Linked DNA regions of Homo sapiens: region 2 is linked to region 1. Evidence: chromatin loops called from intact Hi-C (ENCODE). Cell type or tissue: tibial artery. All regions are shown on one strand. Each heading gives the region's core, and the rest is flanking DNA. Links, peaks and the distances in the headings are about the cores only.

Evidence for each region. A loop is a pair of places that touch in the nucleus more often than their neighbours do. Peaks named below come from ENCODE experiments on the same cell type or tissue, not always from the same donor. Only the 100,000 strongest peaks of a DNase experiment are listed, where the experiment ranks them.
Region 2: a loop joins it to region 1, with 1.9 times the contacts of the local background. A loop is called at or near these places in 1 of 110 quality-filtered maps.

What each region holds. Positions count from the first base shown.
Region 1 is chr3:186,420,456-186,432,965 of GRCh38, reverse strand. No RefSeq gene overlaps it. Among named protein-coding and RNA genes, the nearest start is that of LINC02020, 14 kb to the left of the region's middle. RefSeq lists a silencer at 7,947-8,036. In tibial artery, for the core only: a CTCF peak has its summit at 6,854; no DNase peak of the experiment used is centred there; H3K27ac peaks cover 2,842 bases.
Region 2 is chr3:186,489,294-186,500,535 of GRCh38, reverse strand. LINC02052 (long intergenic non-protein coding RNA 2052) reads left to right here and starts at 6,875. Exons shown (of 8, transcript NR_033844.1): 1 at 6,875-7,430; 2 at 8,246-8,424. RefSeq lists an enhancer at 4,902-5,196. In tibial artery, for the core only: no CTCF peak of the experiment used is centred there; no DNase peak of the experiment used is centred there; H3K4me3 peaks cover 635 bases; H3K27ac peaks cover 3,531 bases.

The DNA.
Region 1 (12,510 bases), core at 4,701-8,700:
ACATTAAAGAAAACCTGCATAAATGAGAGAACCCCCACAGGAGGAGGGGAGTCTGGTTCTTTGGTAGAGTGTCCCAGCCTCAATGGGGCTTGCTCAGATGGTCAGATCTGAACTACAGTCCGTCAGTTATAAATCAGAAGAAGTATGCAGACAAAGGCTTGGGCAGTGAGCTTAGGCTGACATGTTCTTCCCTTCTGTGTGGCTTATGGGGGATGCCTATGAGCTGATTGCAGAGGTAGATGTATAATGGAAAGAACATGGGCTTTAGGGCCAAGCATACCTAAGCTGAGTCCCAATGCTGCCACTTCAGCTGCTTGACCCTTGGGTAAGTTGCTGTCTTCTGAGCCTCCATTTCTTTATCAGTAAAGGAGTGACTACAGCAATACTGGCAGATTCTGGCCAGAGGCTCACTGATCTCTTCCTGGCATCAAGGAAAGCCACATTTCCCAGTCTCTCTTACAGTTAGTTTGGGGCCATATGATTAATTCCGGCTAATGTAATCAAGTGATGTGACAAATACCAATTTCAGACTTGGTCATAAAACCCCAGTTTGACTAATCATGTTCTTTCTCTCCCCGAGGCCATGGCTGGAAGTGAAAGCTTCTGAGATGGCAGAGCCACGTGATAGAAGGAGCCTGGATCTCTGGGCTACTGCCTGGAAGACAGCTGCTCGGGAGAGCTGCTTGACTCAGTGGACTGTGACATGAACTAGAATTAAGTTTTGTGAAGTCACTGAGACTTTGGATTTGTTACAGCAGTTAGCATAACTATTAACTTACCTTGCAGGGCTGGTGTTGGAATTCTTTACAGCGTATCCATCCCATGGGTCAGTTTCCTCTGCCTTTGAATAGGGTCTAGCACATAGTAGGTGCTCACATAATTGTGATTACAGTTTTCAGGAGAGCTCCTCCTTCTCTCCAACCTGCTGCCTCCTTCTGTTTAAGATACTGCCAAGTACCAGCATCTCAGATACTTTGACTGCTTAAACCTGTTTGATATTACTTAGGGACAGAGAGTTCAAAATGAGGGCACAAAAAATGTGAGAGCCAAGATAGAGACAATTTTTACAAAGCTTCAAATGAACAGATAAATGTACAACAATAAAATTTAGGGACTTCCTGTAGTCACTTGGAAATTTCTGCTCACAGCCTGCCACCTTTTTCCCCACTACAACAGCTTTTGCTGCTCGGTGTGGTGCCTCATGCCTATAACCGCAGCTATTCAGGAGACTGTGGTGGGAGGATCATTTGAGGCCAGGAGTCTGAGACAAGCCTGGGCAACATAGTGAGATCCTGCCTCAAAAAACATAAATTAATAAGTTATATGGCTACTTTATTTTAAAATAAAATATGTATATTATCTTCCTCAAGTTGTTTAAGCTAATTGACTGCTCTTCACTTACCATTTGAACCACCTATTTTACTCTACAGCATGTTTTCACTTTGACCAAAAATAAAATCATTAGGGGAATAGACATATTAAGGTCACAGAAGTCTCAACAATAAAATAGGTACTGCTGAGAGCAGAGATAAGGAGAGAAGTAGAAACCAGTTTCTTATTCCTCAGCATATCTCTAGAAACTGCCATCTCTGTATTACTAGCAGCTTATCCAAATCCCCAGTGTCAATAAACAGGATGAGGATTCCGTCTTTGGATGGCTGGCAAATGAAAAATATGCTCTTGTGTTTTAAAGTGAGTGTCAAAAGTGATATACGAGGGGAGCCCGGAGTCCCTTTTCTGTCTCCATGGAGGTATGTGGCAAGTCCTCTCCTAAGTGAGAAGCCAAACTTAAGCCAAACCTCCCTAGGCACACTCCAAGGAAATACCAGGGCCAGAATTAAGGCTGCCCGAGAGGAGGACCTGCAGGAGCCAGGGGCTTACTCAGGAGCAAATCCTTTGCCTTCGTGGGGAAGGAAAGCGATTCACCTAAAAACACTGTAAAACTCTGAACACAAGGATTGATTCACTTTGTCTACCAAACCCTTCATTTTGGGTGGCTAGGAACAGTATAAATTGAGTACCTTTATGCATTCTTACCGAGCAAAGCTTTGTGGAAGATACAAAGGTGACCTCTGTTCCCAAGAAATCAGACATCGCAAACTCAGATGCTTGCAAGAGTCAGAGAGGTAACATGACTGAGTGAAGAGACCAGATCCGTTATAAGAAACCTGAGAATGGCCACTGCCATTCAGCCTCAGAGTCCAGGAGACAGCAGCAACTGAAGCAGCTGGGCACCTGGAGACCCCACGTCTCTTTCAAAAGGTGCAGCCACCACTCAGATCCAGAAGGTTATTTCCATGAAGGCCCAGTATTGCCAGATGTTACGATTTGTGAAGAAAATCCAGAAATGTAGGTTTTTATTCAAAATGGCCCTTTTTTTTTTTTTTTGTCACAGAGTCTCACTCTGTCACCCAGGCTGGAGTGCAGTGGTGTCATCTCGGCTCACTGCAACCTCCGCCTCCCAGGTTCAAGCAATTCTCCTGCCTCGGCCTCCTGAGTAGCTGGGACTACAGGCGCATGCCACCACGCCTGGCTAATTTTTTGTATTTTTAGTAGAGACGGGGTTTCACCATGTTAGCCAGGCTCGTCTCGAACTACTGGCTTCAAGTGATCCTCCCGCCTTGGCCTCCCAAAGTGCTGGGATTACAGGTGTGAGCCACCACACCTGGCCAAAAAGGCCCTATTTTTAAAGATTGGTAAGTGACTATTTTTTCCAAATTCTGTGCCCTTCTAACTCTGTGAGCCAAAAAAGACATCTCTGTGGGCTGGACTCAGTCCTTGGGCTTCCGGCTTCCGGCATGCACCTGGATCCTAGACTTGTAGTTCACACTACTCCAAAGATTTCAGGGGGCAAATTGGGTTTTGGAACATCCATAAAATTGAAGAGCAACTGTTTACCTCCAAACAACTCCCAGAGCCAGGAGGAAACTTAGAGTTCAAGTTTAACTTTTAAGTTTAAGTTTCTCATTTTACAAAAGTGGAAACTGAAGTCCAGAGGCAGTAAAAAAGGTAATTAAGGCCCTGCTCAAGGCGAGGTTTTTGTCAGCCTGCTGAGAGCCACCATATATATTTGGAAAACAAGTGAGGCAGTAAAGGCATTTAACTGGCCACCCTCTTTCTTGCCACATGCTAGTGAGGCCACGCCTCAGGCTCCTGGAATGCAGCTTTTGTGCCTAGGCTGTTTCTAGGTGGGTGCCCTGGGCCTGAGAACCTTGTTTGCCCCTGAGCCCACTAGAAATGTTTTACAGCCCTGTCGGGGACAGTGGGGTTGGGGGTGTCGGTGGGTTGGGGGGGTCGGTGGGGTGGGGGGGGTCGGTGGGGTTGGGGGGCGGGGTTGGGTTAAATGTGAGGATAACATTTTGATTCATGACAAAATGAGACCAGTCCAGAGAGGGGGTTATAAAGGGTCTGAATAGCTCCCTCCAGGTTTTTGAGCAAATTAGCATTCAACAGTGATTTAAGAGCTAGGGAGGTCTCCCTCTACCTCCAAGGAGACTTGTCTTTACTTTCCATCCCCTGGGAGTTTCTGAAGGCAAGAAAAGGCCACTTCTGCCACCAGACCACTAGTCTGCCTTTGTTTGGCCATGCCTAAGAGAAGAACAACTTTCAGCTTCGTAATGTGGATATATTTTTTAAATTGCATTAGGAAGTTGTAAAGTAATGAAATACTCCATGTAGAAAAATCTGAAATATAAATAAAAGCATATAGAAGGAAAAATAACTATAATTGAACAATCCAGAAACAATCTGGTATCATATTTATTTATTTATTTTTATTTTTTGAGATGGAGTCTCACTCTTGTCGTCCAGGCTGAAGTCCAACGGCACAATCTCTGCTCACTGCAACCTCTGCCTCCTGGTCCAAGCAATTCTCCTGCCTCAGGCTCCTGAGTAGCTGGGGATTACAGGCACCCACCACCATGCCTGGCTAATTTTTTTATTTTTAGTAGAGACGAGGTTTCACCATGTTGGCCAGGCTGGTCTCAAACTCCTGACCTCAGGTGATCCTCTTGCCTCGGCCTCCCAAAGTGCTGAGATTACAGTGTGAGCCAGCACACTTGGTCCATATTTATATTGGATGTACATATACAATTATATACATGTAACATGTGGCAAGATGTAATATTTATATACATATACTTTATAATTTTAAACATTAAGATTTTATTTATACTGTTTGGTAAACTGTTTTCTACTTTATTGTGAGTATTTTTATACATTTTAATTATTATTCTTTTTTTATAGCTTTACAACATCCCAAAACATTGAATATCAGACTTTATTTTGGTGGTTCCTTTGAGGGGATCAAAGACTGCTTAACTAGGAAGTTTCTCATAAAATTTAATGCCAGAGTCCTGAATCTTTTCCTGAAAAAAAAAATAAATAAAATAACTGCTTTTGCTATCTCCCAAAGCCTGGTAATAGTGAGGTAGAGTCTCTTAAGTGGAGAGAGGAGAGATGGACACAGATTTAAACCACAACACCTTCCTGGGATACTCACTAAGTAATTTTCAAAAATCGGTTGGTCCCCTCACTGGGATACTTGGCCTGAAACACTCACACTGAACCGAGAAAATAGCCTAAAGTTAGGGTGACGTGGCTGGGACTCTGGCTGCCATTACCCAACACAGCACACCAACCCATTGACACTGACACTAAAAAATGGGAATTCCTAATGCAAAAAGTTGAAGAGGATGTTGCTGGCCCTGTGCCACTCTTCCCTTGCACACGGCCTCTCCCAATAGAACTCCTGTCGACAGGCGTGCTTTGCAAAGCCTCATCTTGATATTGGCAGAACAATCATTCTGAACCTGATCCTGAACACCGACTGTTTGTTTCTGTGTAGAGACTGCCGGTGTCCTCCTGGCTGCAGGTCCACAGAGTGAACAGGGCCTTCTCCAGAGGCAGCCGGGTCCTTACCAGAAAGAGTCCACAGCAGACCCAGGACAAAAAGATTGTCTTTCAGGTAAGAAGCACAGTAAACACAGGACACCTTCCTGCAAGGGAGGGTCATTGCCTTTGAGGATTCACTGACTTTGGTTTTCCTGCAAAAGGCCACTTATCTTCATTCTTCCCCTGCCCCCTTCCCCAGCTGCAGAAGCTATTTTTAAATCACCCTAGCAACTGGAGGACACAGGCGAGGCCTCCTGTGATGCTTCAGTCACCAGAGACTGAGCAGGAGGGTGCTGGGAGAGTGTGGCTGCCCTGCCAGGAACCGCAGTCTGCTTCTCTTTCGCCTGGCAGAAAGGCGTCCTCATAGTACATACAGACCCAAGTTCCTCACCTCACCTCTGCCTTTGTTCCTAACCTTGCCATTGTCAGTTTGTACTGAGATGACTTCTCAGACTTTAGCTCCCAGGGAAAACTGTGTGGGCTGAGAAACCTCTGAGGTACTTCTGTGCTGGGCAGGTTGCAGGCAGGGCTGGTGGTAGAAGTGGCCCACCCCCAGTGCAGTAAATAAAAGCATACATAGTCTCTAGAGAATTTTTTGTTTTGTTTTGTTTTAGATGGAGTCTCACCCTAATGCCCAGGCTGGAGGGCAGTGGTGCCATCTCGGCTCACTGCAACCTCTGCCTCCCTGGATCAAGCGATTCTCCTGCCTCAGCCTCCAGAGTAGTTGGGACTACAGGCGCCCGCCACCATGCCGAGTTAATTGTTGTATTTTTAGTAGAGACGGGGTTTCACCATGTTGGCCAGGCTGGTCTCGAACTTCTGACCTCAAGTGATCTGTCCACTTCAGCCTCCCAAAATGCTGGGATTACAGGCGTGAGCCACCACGCCTGGCCTAGAGAGTTTAAAATCAATAATGAAACTGACTTAAAGCGGACTTACTCTTTCCTACATCATGGGGCAGCAGTTCCTTTGTCAGTGATCAATACTCCTCTATGGTCCCCTCCCTGTGTGCCTGCTGCTTTGGTGGCTATCCTGCTGGGAAGCTAAGACATTCCTCAGCTCAATCACTTCTATCCAGTCCTTTGTGCTGGAGCTTGACTATTAGAAACAGAGACCTCCCTGGCTGCATGGACAATTGCAACCATGCACCTGAAATGCAAAGTGTCTACTGTTTGAGGAACTCTTCCTTCCAAGCCCAGAAAAAAGTGAATTACTGTGAACTGGCCCCCAAAAGGCCTTCTCCCACCCCTCGTGATAAGCCTACTCACAGAGATTCACTCCTCCAGGTCCTGAATGGAATGTGTCCTTCATAATTCCTCTCCAAAAGGAATTACCACTTGAGCCAAAAGCACTCATCCCTCAGAGGGGGTTAGATTGACCACTGGAGGGCAAAGGGAGGTGAAAGGAAGATGGAAGAAGTAGTCACAAAAAATTTTCATTTGCTTACAAGTTTGGCCTGGGACCTATCTGTGCGTATTTTTGGCTCTGAGACCAAATATGTAAACACAATAAACATATGCCAAATGAAGGAAATCTTATTGCATGGTCAAATTTCATGCCATGCCCCGAAGGGATATTTTGTAAGTGCAGTGAGTTCCGAGGATACACAGGCATTTGCTAAATTGGGGCCTTTGGTGGCATTTACTCTTTAAAGGAATTATTTGCTCTTTCTGCATTTTTATACTACCCCATCTGGAACTTTTCCCTTAACCTCCCTTATAAGTCCCTCAGTTGAGTTAAATTCTCTCTTACTTTGGTAAAAGCACCATTCACACTGAGGTGCGTAAGACGCAGGAGTTCAGGACCTTGGCAGTCTGAAAATACACTTGTGGTTTGGATTAATATTCTCTTTTTCTGTTTTTAATCCTCTTGCATATTTACGTAAGACTTTTCCCCTCTGGGGTTCCTGTTGCTTCTTAGCTGTGATCTGTTCCTCCCAGCTTCTCCTAGAGGCAGTAAATGGGTATTGCCATGCCATTCAGGACCAAGGAGGATCCTTCTTCATGTAGTGAGTCCAGGAGGCTTCAGCACTAACAGCCCCTCACTCCCCATCCCCAGGCAACCTTGAGCTAGTCTCTTCTTCCATCTCTACCCAACTTCCTTGCCATCCTGCACTAAGTTACTTTAATAACTCTCTGGCTTAGTCAGCAGTGTCGCTTACGACCATTGCCTGAGAACAGATAGGATACTTTCACAATCAGTGTAGTCCAGGCACCAATCAGTCAGAATGAACATTCTAGAGCTGCAGCAGTGACCTTCGGGGCCAGGCATTCACCCTGGCGGGAGTGGGCAGAGGTCTGGGGAGTCCCAGTTGAGGAGCTGGGGCAAATGGGATAGCTGGTAGCATTCCGGTGGTTCAGATAGCAGTTCTTTTCCAAGGAATACAGAAATACTTAATCATTTTTAACAACTGGGGCAGTTTTGGCTGTGTGTATTGCCCTACCAAAGAATAAAGCTTGGGATTATTATTAGATATCCCTTGAGTGAGGACAAAGGTAATTTACTCAATTCGTTTGCTGCCTTTATGCAGATTGTGAGCAAGTTGGGAGTCTTGCATAAATTTTCCTTCAAAGAGGTTGAGAGCAGCCTTTCTCTTCTCTCTGAAGTTCGCCCTAAAAGTCATGCCTATTCTCCTTGTGTCTTCTTTAGTTGACCCCAGGTTGCACCTGGTTGTATCATGCCCCCCTCCCCCAACCCCCTGTCTCTTCCTTCTCTTTTCTAGGAGTTCAAGCAGCTTACCGAGGCTTAAAATAGACAGTAATAGCAGCTCTCAGTTTGTTATTTTGTATGTACTCCGTATCCTTAACACTTGTCAAGGATAAAAACACACTCAAGAAACACACTTTGCTTTCAGTAACTTCATTTTTCAGAGAAAAAAAAGTAGACGGAGTCAGCTCTCAAGACAGCTGTAGCTGTATATGCAGGTATAGCACTACAGAAAACCAGCCAAGCAGAACCACAGAGGCGTGACCCACCAAAGACTGAGCTCTGCCTCCTCCTGCGCAGCCATGGCCACCACTGACCGAGCACTGCCCAACACCTGATCTTTGTTTGTTTTGAGATGGAGTTTCGCTCTTGTTGCCCAGGCTGGAGTGCAGTGGCGCGATCTCGGCTCACCGCATCCTGGGTTCAAGCGATTCCCCTGCCTCAGCCTCCCGAATAGTTGGGACTACAGGCTCGTGCCACCACACCCGGCTAATTTTTTTTTTTTTTTTTTTTTTTTGTATTTTTAGTAGAGGCGAGGTTTCACCATGTTGGCCAGGCTTGTCTTGAACTCCTGACCTCAGGTGATCCACCCACCTCGGCCTCCCAGAGTGCTGGGATTACAGGCATGAGCCACCACGCCCGGCCCAACCACCGGATATTTATGCCCGTCTGGGACCCTCAGAGCTTTCTCAAAGGGATTCCCAAAATAACTCATTTTAACACTTGGTTTTTGGCCACTCATTCCTTAAGCCTAATTCCGCTAATCACAGTTACTTCACAAGAACCTAAATATGCACTGGGTTACCTCTGTTGTACGTTTCAAGTGATCATGCCACCAAACTTTGCATCCAGTGTCTTCTGTTGTTCGTGTGGTCATATCAGTCTAATTTTACTTTTATTGTTAGTTGCCTGACGTAGGACGTTATTTTAGATTCTGCGTGAGATTGTAACGTTCACTTATATGCTTGTTGTAACTATCTAAATATTTCAGTGGAGTAAAAAGGCTGATTGGCACAGGAATGTCCAGCTGATGAACAGGTCATTTAGGATTTCCTTTCTCTGGACAGACAGTCAGAACCACTGTTGGAAGGGGAGGCACCACCTTGGGAGCTGATTGTTCTTTTTGTCAGATGGTTGGCCTGGGAAAAGTAAATCTGCAGAAAGCTGTTTCCTCCTAATGTAAATTCTAAACTTGACATTAGATAGCTGCTCCAACAGTATGAGATTCCCCAGAACTCAGCATAAAACTTACTACCTTTTATGATCTGTTGAATGTGAAAGAAAATTTGTTTGGCTATTGGTTTCGAGACCAAGATGACAAACAGCCCTCCCATGATATTACCCTGAAAACATTTGATTCCTTTCAGTCAGTGGATAATCGAACCCAAAAGGTTATTAGCTAATTCTTATAGAAAATTGTTCAAGTTATCATTCTTGGTCTCTTCTTGAGGTAATGAAATTCATAGCTGTAGAAAGTATTGTGTTTTTAAGCTTCACTGGTCTTTCTTTATTTTCTGGCATTTTGCAAACATCAGTTTGTTCTCTTCTGAAGGTTAACACTTTTATAGCTGATCATATTCCATGTCAAGCCTTTCAATTTCTAGACTGGGCCCATTTTTTTAAACCCTGGAATCATGTGGCAGCATTTCTACCCTCTGACATAAATCCTTTAACTCAATTGTGTCTTCCTTAACATTCAGCAGCCAGGATTTGGCTCACAGCTTCCTAGTCTGGAGGCCCCCATGGTTTTTATAATGAGAGGATAGTGTTTCTGATTCATATTTCATTCAAAGTAACCCACATCCCATTAGGGGTAATTGATGTTGCCCAGCCTGTTTTACTGTTTTTGGCTATCACACTCTCTAGAGTCTAGAGGCAACATCTTTTGTGAATATGGTGACTCTCAAGTCACTGCCCTTTGTCTTAACTGGTCCTTTAGTTGCCTATCACCCTATAAACATAATTTGGTTTACCTAAAACACTCAGCTTTATAAGATTATACAAGAGCTTGTTCCCACTGAATTGACATTCACAAACTAGAGATATTTAGTATCAGTTTTATTTGTTTCTGCATGACAAAATATTCTGAGGCCAATCTCTGTTCTTTTTACCTCCTCATTCAGAAAAATTACCCTTTTATTTTCATGCCTTTTATTTCCTGTTTCTTAGGCATGTCCCTGGCCATAATGGAGGAAAACTGAGTTATCATTAATATAAGGGAAACACTGTGACAGACTTTTCACAGATCTTGTTACAGGGTTTTGAAAATATCAGTAATGTCTAATAATTCATTTTCTCATGAGTGCTCCTTACCCCTCAAAAAAATATGGTGTGTGGCCAGGAATGGTGGCTCACGCCTATAATCCCAGTACTTTGGGAAGCCAAGGCAGGTGGATCACTTGAGCTCAGGAGTTCGTGACCAGCCTGGACAACATGGTGAAACTTTTTCTCTACAAAAAAAATACAAAAAGTTTGCCAGGTGTGGTGGTGCATCTGTGGTCCTAGCTACCCGGGAGGCTAAGGTGGGAGGATTAATTGAGCCCAGGAGGTCAAGGCTGCAGTGAGCTGTGAACGCACCATTGCACTCCAGCCTGGGTGACAGAGCAAGACCCTGTTTCAAGTATATGTATGTATGTATGTATGTGTGTATATATATATATATACACACATACATGTATATATATATATATATATATATATATATATATATATATATGTATATAGTGTGTAAGTCTGGTTTTAATTTTAACTTATGAGCAATATCCTTTCATTCCTTTAACACCCATAGATTTGCCTAAGCACTCAATAATTATATCTTTCTGTCTAGCATCCATCAACTCACCTAATATGACTGTAGCTTCCTATGTTTCAGTAGCATAGCACCAAACTTCCACATTCTTGCATTTTTTATTCCTGAAAGAAACACATAGATTACCTGGTCCAAGTTTTTCACTTTATAGATGTGATAACTGAGGCCCAGAATGCTGAAGTGACTTGATTGAAGCTGCAGACTGAGTTGTCTCCAAGACCAAGTTTCTCACCAACTCTCCAGCATTTCAATATGACCATTTAGATTTTCAGGTGCCTGTCATTTATAAGTAAGCATTCAAACATTCTGACTTGGCATTTCTGCCAAATCCCTCAGAGGCCAGTTGTCCAAAGGGTTGGGCCAGTTACTCAGTTACCTCCATTTTTAGCCTACCATATAGCTTCTTCCTAAATAGTCTAGTAGGTTCTTGACATGAATCATGAAATGATTCAGATTCTATTCTTGGGCAGAACATATGCAGCTTGTTACTCTCTGCATCATAGTATAGTTATATACTATTGACATGTATTTCTCCTACACTAGACAGTAAACACCTTAAGGCAGTGATTCTTCATGATTAGTATCTTAGATTGTAGCAGGTACTTGAGAAATCTTTGAATAACTGAATGAATGAAAGACCCACCAGGGACACATTGGTAACCACATTGTAATGAACTATATGTACATTTAACTGTCCAGTAAACCCAAGTACAGGTCATTCAAATGGTTTTGGCAACTGACATCCAAATGTAAAAAAGAGAAATGTGATCCATGCCTGGTATTATATACAAAACTCAACTCAAAATGAATCAGATCTAAGTGTAAAACTTAAAACAACAAAATTTTTAAAAGAAAACATAGGAGAAAATCTTTATGGCTATAGGTGAGATGAAGATTTCTTAGCTATAACACCAAAAGTATAGAAAAAATAATAAATTAAACCTTTTCAAAGTTGAAACATCTGCTCTTCAAAAGATACTGTCAAGAGAATGAAAAAACAAGGTCGGGCATGGTGGCTCATGCCTGTAATCCCAGCACTTTGGGAGGCTGAGACAGGCAGATCATCTGAGGTCAGGAGTTTGAGACAAGCCTGGCCAATGTGGTGAAACCCCATCTCTACTAAAAATACAAGAATTAGCCAGGCATGGTGGTGGGCACCTGTAGTCCCAGCTACTCAGGAGACTAAGGCAGGAGAATTGCTTGAACCTGGGAAGCAGAGGTTGTTGCAGTGAGCCAAGATGGGGCCACTGCACTCCAGACTGGGTAACAGAGTGAGACTTCATCTCAAACACACACACACACACACACACACACACACAAAATGACAAAACAACAAGAAAAGACAAGCACACAACAGAGGAAAATATTTATAAAACACATATCTGATAAGTCCTTAATACAAAGAACTCTCCAAACAATAATAATAAAGCAAACAATCCAATTTTTCAAATTGGCCAATTTCAGGAGACTCTTCAGAAAAGAAGATATGTTGGTGGGAAGTAAGTACATGAAAATATGTCAACATCATTAGTTATGAGGGAAATGCAAGTGAAATGCATTTGAAAAACCATGAGCCGGGTGTGTAGGTCTATTAGAATGACTAAAAACAACAATAAATGCTGGCAAAGATGTTGAGCAACTGTGACTCTCATCCATTCCTGGTGGGAATGCAAAATGGTATAGCCACTTTTGAAAACCATTTGACAGTTTTACAAAGTTCAACAGACACTTACCACACAATGCAGCAATCCTACTCATAAGCGTCAAGAAAGAGAAGGAAACTTTATGTTTATACAGTAACCTGGAATAGGATGTTTATAGTAGCTTTATTCACAATCATCAAAAACTGGAAACAATGTTCTTCAACCAGTGAATGGATAAACAAACTCTAGTTCATCCACACAATACAATACTAATCAGAAACTTTTAAAAAAGTATTGACACACACAACAAAGTAGACGAATCTCGAGTTGAATTATGGTAAGCGAAAGCAGGCAGATCCAAAAGGCTACACAGTGGGTAATATATGGCATTAAGGAAAAGGCAAAACATAACAGAGAAAACTGATCGGGAGTTGACAAGGACTGAGAATTGAATAAGGG
Region 2 (11,242 bases), core at 3,179-7,178, 69 kb before region 1:
CCCAGGATGCAAGGTTGGTTCAACATAAATGTGATTCATCATATAAACAGAACTAAAGACAAAAACCACATGATTATTTCAGTGACACAGAAAAGTCTTTTGATAAAATTCAACACTGCTTCAAGTTAAAAAAACTCTCAATAAACTAGGTATTAAAGGAACATACCTCAAAATAATAAGAGCCATCTATGACAAACCCACAGCCAACATTATACTTAATGGACAAAAGCTGGAAGCATTCCCCTTGAAAACCAGCACAAGACAAGGATGCCCTGTCTCACCACTTCTATTCAACATAGTATTGGAAGTCCTAGCCAGAGCAATTAGGCAAGAGAAAGAAATAAATCACATCCAAATAGAAAAGAGGAAGCCAAATTATCTTTGTTTGCAGATGACGTGATTCTGTAACTAAAAAACCCCATAGTCTCGGCCCAAAAGCTCCTTCAGCTGATAAACAACTTCAGCAAAATTGTAGGATACAAAATCAATGTACAAAAATCACTAGCATTCCTATACACCAACAACAGCCAAACCGAGAGCCAAATCAGAAAGGCAATCCCATTCACAATTGTCACAAAAAGAATAAAATATCTGGGAATACAGATAACCAGGGAGGTGAAAGATCTTTACAATGAGAATTACAGACCAGGTGTGGTGGCTCATGCCTGTAATCCCAGCACTTTGGGAGGCCAAGGCAGGCGGATTACCTGAGGTCAGGAGTTTGACATCAGCCTGGCTAACATGGTGAAATCTCATCTCTACTAAAAATACAAAAGTTAGCCGGGCATGGTGCCACACTCCTGTAGTCCCAGCTACTCAGGAGGCTGAGGCAGAACTGCTTGAACCCAGGAGGCAGAGGTTGCAGTGAGCCGAGATCGTGCCACTGTACTCCAACCTGGGTGACAGAGCAAGACTCTGTCCCAAAAAAAAAAAAAAAAAAAAAAAAAGAGAATTACAAAACACTGCTCAAAGAAATCAGAAAAGACACAAACAAATGGAAAAACACCCCCTGCTCATGGATAGGAAGAATCAATATCATTAAAATGATTATACTGCCCAAAGCAATTTATAGATTCCATATTATTCCTATCAGACTACCAATGACATGATTCACATAACTAGAAAAATCTATTTAAAAATTCATATGGAACCAAAAAAGAGCCCAAATACCCAAGGCAATCCTAAGCAAAAAGAACAAAGCTGGTGGCATCATGTTACCCAACTTCAAACTATACTACAAGGCTACAGTAACCAAAACAGCATGGTACTGGCACAAAAACAGGCACACAGACCCATGGAACAGAATAGAAAGCTCAGAAATAAGGCCCCACATCTACGACTATCTGATCTTTGACAAAGCTGACAAAAACAAACAATGGGGAAAAGACTCCCTATTCAATAAGTGGTGCTGAGATAACTGGCTAGCTATATGCAGAAGACTGAACCTGGACCCCTTCCTCATACCATACAGAAAAATCAACTCAAGATGGATTAAAGACTTAAGTGTAAAACCCAAAACTATAAAAACCCTGGAAGACAACCTAGGCAATACCATCCTCAACATAGGAATAGGCAAAGATTTCATAACAAAGACACCAAAAGCAATCACAACAAAAGCAAAAATTGACAAGTGGGATCTAATTAAACTTAAAAGCTTCTGCACAGCAAATGAAAATATCAACAGAGTAAACAGACAACCTACAGAATGGGAGAAAAATTTGCAAACTATGCATCTGACAAAGGTCTAATATCCAGCATCTATAAGGAATTTAAACAAATTTACCAGAGGAAAACAACCAACCCCACTAAAAAGTGGGCAAAGGACATAAACAGACACTTCTCAAAAGAATACATACATGTAGCCAAAAATCATATGAAAAAAGCTCAATATAACTAATCACTAGAACAACACAAATCAAGCCCACAATGAGATACCATCTTATACCAGTCAGAATGGGTATCATTAAAAAGTCAAAAAATAACAGATGCTGGTGAGGTTGTAGAGAAAAGGGAACATTTATATATTATTGGTGACAGTGTAATTTAGTTCAACTATTGTGGAAACTAGTATGGTGATTCCTCAAAGAGCTAAAAGTAAAACTACCATTCCTCCCAGCAATCCCATTACTGGGTATATACCCAGAGGAATATATATCATTCGACCATAAAGACACATGCATGCAAATGTTCACTGCAGCACTATTCACAACGGCAAAGACATGGAATCAATCTAAATGCCCATCAATATCAGATTGGATAAAGAAAATGTGGTATACATACACCATGGAATACTATGCAGCCATAAAAAAGAATGAGATCCTATCTTTTGCAGGAACATGGATGGAGCTGGAGGCTATTATCCTTAGCAAAGTAACACAGGAACAGAAAACTAAATACTAAATTTTCTCACTTGTGAGAGCTAAATGATAAGAACTTATGAACACAAAGGCCAGCCTTGAGACTGGGTCTATAGGTGAAGACCTGATGACTAGGGCTCTGGGGTCAACCTGGTGCTGGGGCAGGCCTGAAGCCTGGGGCTGTGGGAGGCAGCCTAGTGCTGAGGGTGGTCCAGAGTCCAGGGCCACTGCGTCTGGATATTGAGTCTGTGGTGGTTGGCCTGGTGCTAGGTAGTCCCAAAGTCTGGGGCCACTGGGGTCAGCCTGGCAGTGGGACGGGCCTAGAGACATTCCACTATGCAGGCCCGGAGCCTGGGGCTTCAGGATCCCTCCTGGCACCAGGGCTGGTTTGGAGGCTTAGTCCATGGGTATTGGCCTGGAGGCTGGGCTGTGGAGTCCTGCCTGGTACTGAGTTTTACTGAGAGGGCCCAGTGTTAGGCCCCAAGGCAAAGTCAGGTGTTCACTTCCCTCTCCCTCCCCGACATAGAGGGTATCTCTCTGCCCTCTGCTGCCTGGACTGGGGGGAGGGGCAATTTGGATGATGTAAAACTCTCCTCCCTACCCTCTTAAACACCTCTTACTTCTGTGCTACAACCCACTTGCTATAATCTCTCACTTGGTTTCCTTAACCCTTTGAGGGCATTTTTACGCATGGAGAGTTGTTCAAATTGATGTTTCTGTGGGTAGATGGGCACTGGAAAACCCTATTCCTCCATCTTGCTTATGTGTTGATCCACACAATAACCCCAGTCTGAATCTAGTAGACAAGATAAAGACCTCACTGTCTACTGAGATGTATGGCTCATGTCCAGAGTACCTGAGAGTCAGTGATAAGAAACTGCAATATCCTGGAGCTCACACACATCTCTGAACCCAAATCCTTGCAAAGCCAGGCTTCTGGAGATCCCTGTGCACATAACAAAGGAAGATTTCCAGGGCTGTGCTGGCATTAACCCATTAAGGTACCAATGCTGCACTCACAGCAACCTGGTGACCACGAGGCCCGGTATCCATCATGACTACTTAAAGAATGATTATTCTTTGAGTTAAAGCCCCGCAGTCACAGGTGGGACCATACCAGTGGCTCACATTTATATACTTTCATACTAGTTGATGAATAACCTCTGTCCAGAGCCCCTCAAGTCCTTTGGAGAACTCCAGCTGCCTTGGGCTCCTCCTACAGTCCAGCTGGAGGCCTCCAAAGGCTAGGGCTGAGGTTGGTTCTGATTGCTCATGTGGGTAAGCTTCCCCAAAGTCCTACTGGACACCACCCTTGGCTTACTATGTCCAGAGGACCAGTCTGTGCCTTGCATACACCTGGCTCCAAAGAATCCCAGGTAGGTACCTATGGAGTTACTTTGGTATTTTTCACAAGCTGTTGGCCTCTGAGTCAGCTCTCATTCCTGTATCTCCCCTGGCAAAGTGAGCCTGACCTTGGTTCCTGGTGCCCAGCTAATCCTTAGGAATGCATCTCCCAATCATCAGCCAGTCTCCCCTAGACTTCTCAGACAGCAGCCCCTTGTAAAAACTGCAGCCTCTGAGAGAGCTGGGAAAAGAAGGGGAGGTAATTTAATAATTACCCCTGTATACATGGGGCTTGTTCTATTGCAAGGGATAAAGACCCATTCAAGCTAGCTTGGTAGAGAGGATTTATTGTAAGGCTCCACATATAAGATTAAGGGGAGCCTCTGGGAAATCTGGGACCAGAAACTATATTAAAGTTTGCCTCAGTAATTCCAGCTGTGTATTCAAGGCAATTGTAGTTTCCAGGAAGCAGTTGCTAGGGGCCTTCCCTCTAATTTAGGGGTTGCACACACCAATACCTACACAGGCATGCACCAGTGCCTACATGGGGCAGGCAGGTAAGCTGAGTGTGAGCGTAACAAGGCAGGGTGGAGGCTGGTGGATGGGAGAACATATGGCCCAGGAAAAGCGGGCAGCTGCAGGCCCTAGCTCCAGCTGATTGCAGCCAGGACATGCTGACTCTGTGTTACAGAGCTTCTGGCTTTTTAAGAGAAGCCAAAGAGCTGGGTTTTTATGCAAAATATCCCAAAGTTTAAAGATTGGTAACAGATTCACAAAAATGCAGAACACGATATGGTCTGGATGAGATGAATCTTATTCCATGACTACCAGTGTTGTGCTTTTTCAGTTCTTTCACTATTGACCTGACCTGTCCTCCAATGACTGGGGAATTCCTTTGCTTTATTTTCGTTTTGTTTTGTTTAGACAGGGTCTCACATTGTCACCCAGGCTGGAGTGCAGTGGCACGTTCTTGGCTCACTGCAGCTTCGACCTCACAGGCTCAAGGAATACTCCCACCTCAGCCTCCCAAGTAGCTGGGACTACAGGCACACACCACCATGCTCACCTAATTTTTTGTATTTTTTGTAGAGACAGGGTTTCACCATGTTGCCCAGGCTGGTCTTGAACCTCTGAGCTCAAGTGATCCACCCAACTCAGCCTCCCAAAGTGCTGGGATTACAGGCATGAGCCACCGCGCCAGGCTGAATTCTTTCTTTACTTCCTATTCAGGCTCCTAAGGAAAGAAAACCAGCTGACCCAGCCAATCCTTTTGGGTCAGATCAGGTCAGGCCGTGTTTAGTTTGTCTTAAGGTCAGGGATCTACTCCTGCCTACTCTAATCAGCTGTGGCCAGCAGGCAAGACGGGATGTGGGAGCAAAGTGCATTCCCACTTTCGTATGACTCCAAAGCCCACTCTAAACTCCTGCACTCCATCCTGCCTCTCAGTTAGGTCAGAAGTCTGAAAAGGTCTGAAGTGACTTTTGTAGATATTACACTTTCCAAGAAGGGCTTTGGTGAAGAGGTATTTCAGCTTCCTCCTAAAGTGGCACCAGCTTCTTCTTTTTCTTTTCTCCCCGGCCCTCCACCCATGTTTTGTTCCATTTCTCCTAGTCTCCATACAAATCCAGCAAAGTGATTTTCTTGCCGGCTAGTAAAATTATAAAAACGATTTAAACTGCTCTTTTTCTCTCTTAAAACAGCTTTCTCCCTGTCAGTAAGAAGCAGGAAGATGAATGAAAGAAAACAGGTCAGCATTTCTAGCTTTTCAAGCTGTTTTTCAATAAGGAAAGAGGCAAAGAAAACTCCAGAGATGGATATGAATTGCATTGAAAACATTTCCTCCAGGAGAAAAGTCGCTGCTTCCCTGAGAGGGCTCATTTATTGATTTAATCAGCCTGCAGGAGCACCTTCTCCAGTAAAAGATGTTGAGTTGGAGTGGCCTGGTCTGCAGTGTGTGCTTACGGTGCTGATAGCACCACTGCCGCTGATGCCGACGGTGCTTTTCACCTGTGCCCACACGTGTGATGGGGGAAGATGCACCTCCCTGTGAATGCTGGCGTGCTCCATGTCACTCCAGGATGTCACTTGTCCTGATGTCCTATCTGAGTTCTCTGTAGGCATGCTACAAGAAATCTGATGACTTTGGGAGAAAGAAGATGATACATTCTTTTTTTTTTTTTTTTTTGAGACAGAATCTTGCTTTGTTGCCCAGGCTGGAGTGCAGTGGCTCAATCTCAGCTCACTGCAACCTCTCAACTTCTGCCTCCCGGGTTCAAGCGATCCTCCTGCCTCAGCTGCCCACATAGCTGGGATTACAGGCATCCACCACCATGCCTTGCTAATTTTTGTATTTTTAGTAGAGTCGGGGTTTCACCATGTTGGCCAGGCTAGTCTGGAATTCCTGATCTCAAGTGATCCATCCACCTCGGCCTCCCAAAGGGCTGGAATTACAGGCGTGAGCCACCGCGCCCGGCCAGATGATACATTCTTGATTCCCCCAAATTCCTAGAGTGTAAGAGCCAGAAGGACCCTCCACTCAACCCCTTTATCGTACAGATGAGGAAACTGAGGCCCGAGAGGCAACCTGCCCACTTGTTGTGACTGAGAGCTGAACCTCAAGGAGGACTGGTCTTTCCTATAAAACTCTCCCCTCAGAGTTGCTCTGGACTGATAGAGAAAAACGTGCACCCAGTCTCCAGGGGCAAGAGCAAGGCCCTATAAAAAGGATGATCTGTGTATTTATTCTGTCTCTTGTTGTCTTTGGCACGGCTCTGCCTGCCAGTCCTTAACCCTTTGCAGAGCTCTGGGCAGCGTCTCCATGGTGGATTAGGGTCTAATCACTAGGAGAAGGGCGAGGGCAAGCTCTTGAAAGAGTAGCAAATATGGAAAGTTCCCGAGTGAGCGTTAGGGGAGATGTACTGGGGGACCGGGGGGACGGACCTGGAGGGAGAACGAGGGCGCGAGAAAACCGTCTTCCAGGACTTCCCACCAGCGGAATGGCACTTTTGACAGATTTTCCTTATTTGTCTGTGAAGGGGATTCAGATCATTCAAGATGGACTCAAGTGGTTGCTAAGGCAACAGTGTTACAGTCGTCACTGTCATGGAAACCCGTTCTGTGGCGTAATATAAATATTTTCCTTTAGGAATGAGAAAGAGAGTTGAGTGGGCGACAAGTTGTTTTCTAATGCTCACGCGCTATGGCCGAAGTCTGCAATGGATGGGAGAAAGGGGAGGACCAAATTAGCTCAGATTCTTTACAGTTCACAGCATCAGCTGTTTTATTTATTTGTTTTAGATAGCGAAGCCAAAAAAAGTTGGATGGGGGCAAAAATGCCAACTAAAATAGCTCATAGTTCTGAAGTAGAGAGAAGTCAGAATTTCCCGTTTTCTCTTGTTTCTCTCAGGGATGGTCTATATGACTGGCGCTCCTTGGAAGCAGTGCTGAGGGCATTATCAAGAGTTTCCAGGGCCTCCTCTTTCTCCTGAAACCTTCTTCAAGGAGGGTAAAGTTTTAAGAGAGTTCAAAAGTACCACAGACTTCCAGGGAATAGTAGTTTTTGTCGTGACAAGCATGGACATTTTCTTGCGTCATGTACTATTTCAGAAGGTAGAGACCACAAAAAGGCTTCTTACTGTGGCCACCGTGGACATCTTCCCACATCTACAAGGTGTTGTGGCCACATCATTGCTGCACCCAGTTTCCTCAGAAGAAATACCTGTTGCTTAGGTGGGGAGACAGAACCCATTTACCTGGGAGGTAACTTCCAACGCCAAGATTCTAGAATTTCATGGTTCTTCTCTCAATAGTTTATGATTCTAACAGTCAATGGTTCTGTATTCAAAGATTCTCTGGTTTTATTATTCTAAGAGCCTGCTTTTAAAAATTGGGTGTCAGAGCAAGCCCCGAGGGCAGCAGCTGTGGGCAGGCTGGAGGAAATGGTCCCTGTTTAGGTGCTGCACTGGTCTCTGCATGATCAATCCCAGCGCCCAGAACACCGATATCAAGGCCTTTGCCTGGCTCTTCTCCAGATGGTTTTCTATTGCAGGAGTTTTGCTGGCAGAGAGCTTATGAAGAAACAGGCTTACAGAAGGCACGGCCAGGCTGCAGGGATGACTGGGACCTGAAAACAGCCAGCATCATCATTCTTGAAAGTTTGCTGACTTTCCTGTATTTATTTTCCATGGACTATGAGGAGGAGAATAATAGTGGTTCTCTAATCAAGGGGCATTCACAGAGGGGCCTAGCCAGGCAGCCTGACCCTGTAGACCTGCTCTGCTCCAGAGAACAGTGGAGGGGAGGGTGGCTTTGCATGGAAGCTTACACTATAGTAGGATGAAAAGATTGGCTTGGGAGACTGTGAAGGCTCAAAATTTTTATTCCAGTCTATCTACTAGCTCCCAGGGGATGTGTCTGGGAGAGCTCTCAGTTGTGTGATGCTGGGAGGAGCTTTAGATCCCCTCAGCCCTGGCTTACTGGTCTGCAATGGGAGAATAGCACAATTAATGGAGCAGACAATAACCAAATCTGTTAAATGATTTCAGGTTTAGAAACGAGGCATGTATACGTATTTAACAGTTCTCAGAATGTCAAGGATCCCTCCTCAGAGCAAGAGCTCGAATTTACAAAAGAAGCACTACCTCCTTTATCACATAGTAAAATAAAGGACCGTGTCTGCTCCAGGACATGGCTGGTTACAATTTTGTTTTAAAGAAATCACCAGGTGGGTGCATGGATAAGGGATCCTTGATAAGTTGTTTTTTTTTTTCCTCCTCACTGTGTAAACAGCTTTATTGCTGTTTCAGTTTATATAATTAACACTTGCTCTTTGGAACAATTTGAACAGTGTATAAAAGTGTAGGAAATAACTTAAAAGTTCATCTTCCCACAGGAGCTGAATTTTATGAAATAATTAATTAATTAAAATAAAAAACCATTTAAAATCCCACCACCCTGAGATGATCCCATCAGCCACTTGTTGACAATATTTTGCATATACATAAGTTTTAGACATACACATATTTAACATAAATGAGATATTTTTATTTTGGGAGATATTTTTATATCTCCCAAATCAGTCTTTTGCTGTCTTACCTTCCTGCTTCCCTTCTGCATGTCTCTTTATCTGCACCAACTCTCCTTCCCATTCCAGGTAACCCCTGAAAACCACCTGGTGTAAGCCACCTTGTCTAGAAACCAGGGAGGCAGGGAAGAAATAAGAAGCATATTCTAGAAATCTCTTCAAGTCTTCTGAAACAGATCTAACCCTTTTATTAGCTTAGTTCCCGGTCGTTTTCTGGTTTTTGTTTGTGTACTTGTTTTCCTTTTGTTTGGATTTTAGTTGGGGGTTTGGGTGGCTACTTGGAACACGGGTGCCATGAATAATATTGAATCTATGGTCATTAAACGCCCATGGACTCTTGCTTCTATCAGATAGATTCCAAGGAGAGGGACTCATGAAGGGAAGAGTACGTAGATTTTTTCATTTTAAAAGGTAGAGCAAAGTTGATCTCCAAAAGAGGCACTATCACATTTCTACTTATGAAGAAAGACAGTATCTGGGGGGAAACTTCACCCCAATATTCCCATTAACTAGTAGCTGTTTTCATTCTCTTCAACTTTTTGCTATTCAGGTGGGGCTAAAGTGATACCTCATAATTTTTTTCTTTTTCTTTTTCTTTTTTTAAGATGGAGTTTCACTCTTGTTGCCCAGGCTGGAGTGCAATGGCGTGATCTCGGCTCACTGCAACCTCCGCCTCCCGGGTTCAAGCAATTCTCCTGCCTCAGCCTCCCAAGTAGCTGGGATTACAGGCAGGTGCCACCATGCCCAGCTAATTTTTGTATTTTTAGTAGAGACAGGGCTTCACTCTGTTGGTCAGGCTGGTCTTGAACTCCTGACCTCAGGTGATCCGCCTGCCTTGGCCTCCCAAAGTGCTGGGATTACAGGCATGAGCCACCGCACCTGGCCAATACTTCATAATTTTTAAGGGCTGCATTCCTCTAATTATTGGGGGTGCTGGGCATATTTTTATATATTTATTGGCCACTTTGTATTTCTGTAAATTGTCTGTTCAAAGCTTTTGCCTTTTTTTCTCTATCACTTTTTTTACTTTTTAATTTAGAATAATCTTAAACTTTCAGAAGATAGCCACATGATATCACGGGGGTCACTAACTTTGATCACTTGGCTAATGTTCTTCACCGCAAAGTTATTTTCCCCAAGTTCGGGGTTTCTCTTGACTTCAGCTGAGCCACACTGCCCAGCTCTCCAACCAAATCTAAATACTGCAGCTGACACATGAGAAATCCTGCCATTTATAGACAAAGGCCAGTCATGGACGGGCAATGATCTTGCAAAGTCTGCTGGCTTCTCCACTAATTGTTAAATGACAATAATAGCTGTTCACACTTTTTGAGTTCTTACTGTATGCCGTAGGAAGCCTATGGAATCTTTTATTGCTACTCATTGATTTCAAGCAACCTGTCTTAATCCTTAGCAGTGTTCTTTTTGTCAATAATTAATTTTTCATCCAAGTAGCAGATGTTCATAACTTGAAAGTCAAATGGCGCTACAGGGCCCATATTGAAAACCCCAAAGCCTTTACCCACGCCTTCCACCATCCCATTCTCCAGTTCTGTTGCCTGGGGCAACTATCCACAAAACTTTTAGCTAGCTCTTCTAGTATTTGCTTCTATTTTTCTTTCTAATGTTTAACCTATCATTTTTAGCCATTTTCTACTAACCTCCCACCATGGTAGATAAGGACTTAGTTTTCATATACTAATGCTCCTTCTCATTTTGTCTCTTGCATCTTCCAAATATAGTTATTTCACAATGTTTGGTTAAATTGACAGTCCATATTTCATTCTGGCTATACAAATATTTTTCATGGTTGAATCAAGAAGTGGGCTATATTATGCTTTAATTCTTATATGGCCCTTAGTTTTTCCAGGGCTTGTAATTTATGTTTCACATTTGCGTGCTTTTCTGCAGTGTTATTTCCCCCCAAATGTTCCATCATCCCTAACTTATTCCAATCTACTGAATTTTCTCTAAGCTTTACCACATCACTTTCATGTATTTTTTCCCCAGAGACTGTTTCTGGTTTAAAGTTCTTTCTCATAGTATCATGTTCTTGTTTTATGATGCAATATCATTTCTTTTTTCCTTTTTATTTTTTTTTTCTTGAGAGAGTCTTGTTCTGTTGCCCAGGCTGGAGTGCAGTGGCATGATCTCGCCTCACTGCAACCTCTGCCTTCTGGGTTCAAGTGATTCTCCTGCCTCAGCCTCCCGAGTAGCATGCCACCACACCCGGCTAATTTTTTTGTATTTTTAGTAGAGACAGGGTTTCACCATATTGGCCAGGCTGGTCTTGAACTCCTGACCCTGTGATCTGCCCACCTCGTCCTCCCAAAGTGCTGGGATTACAGGCATGAGCCACTGTGCCCGGCCGCAATATCATTTCTAATGTTCCCTATATTGTCTGTTTCCCCCCACATTCCTTTTTCTTTTCTGGATATTTTGTCTCTCCTATGTTGGA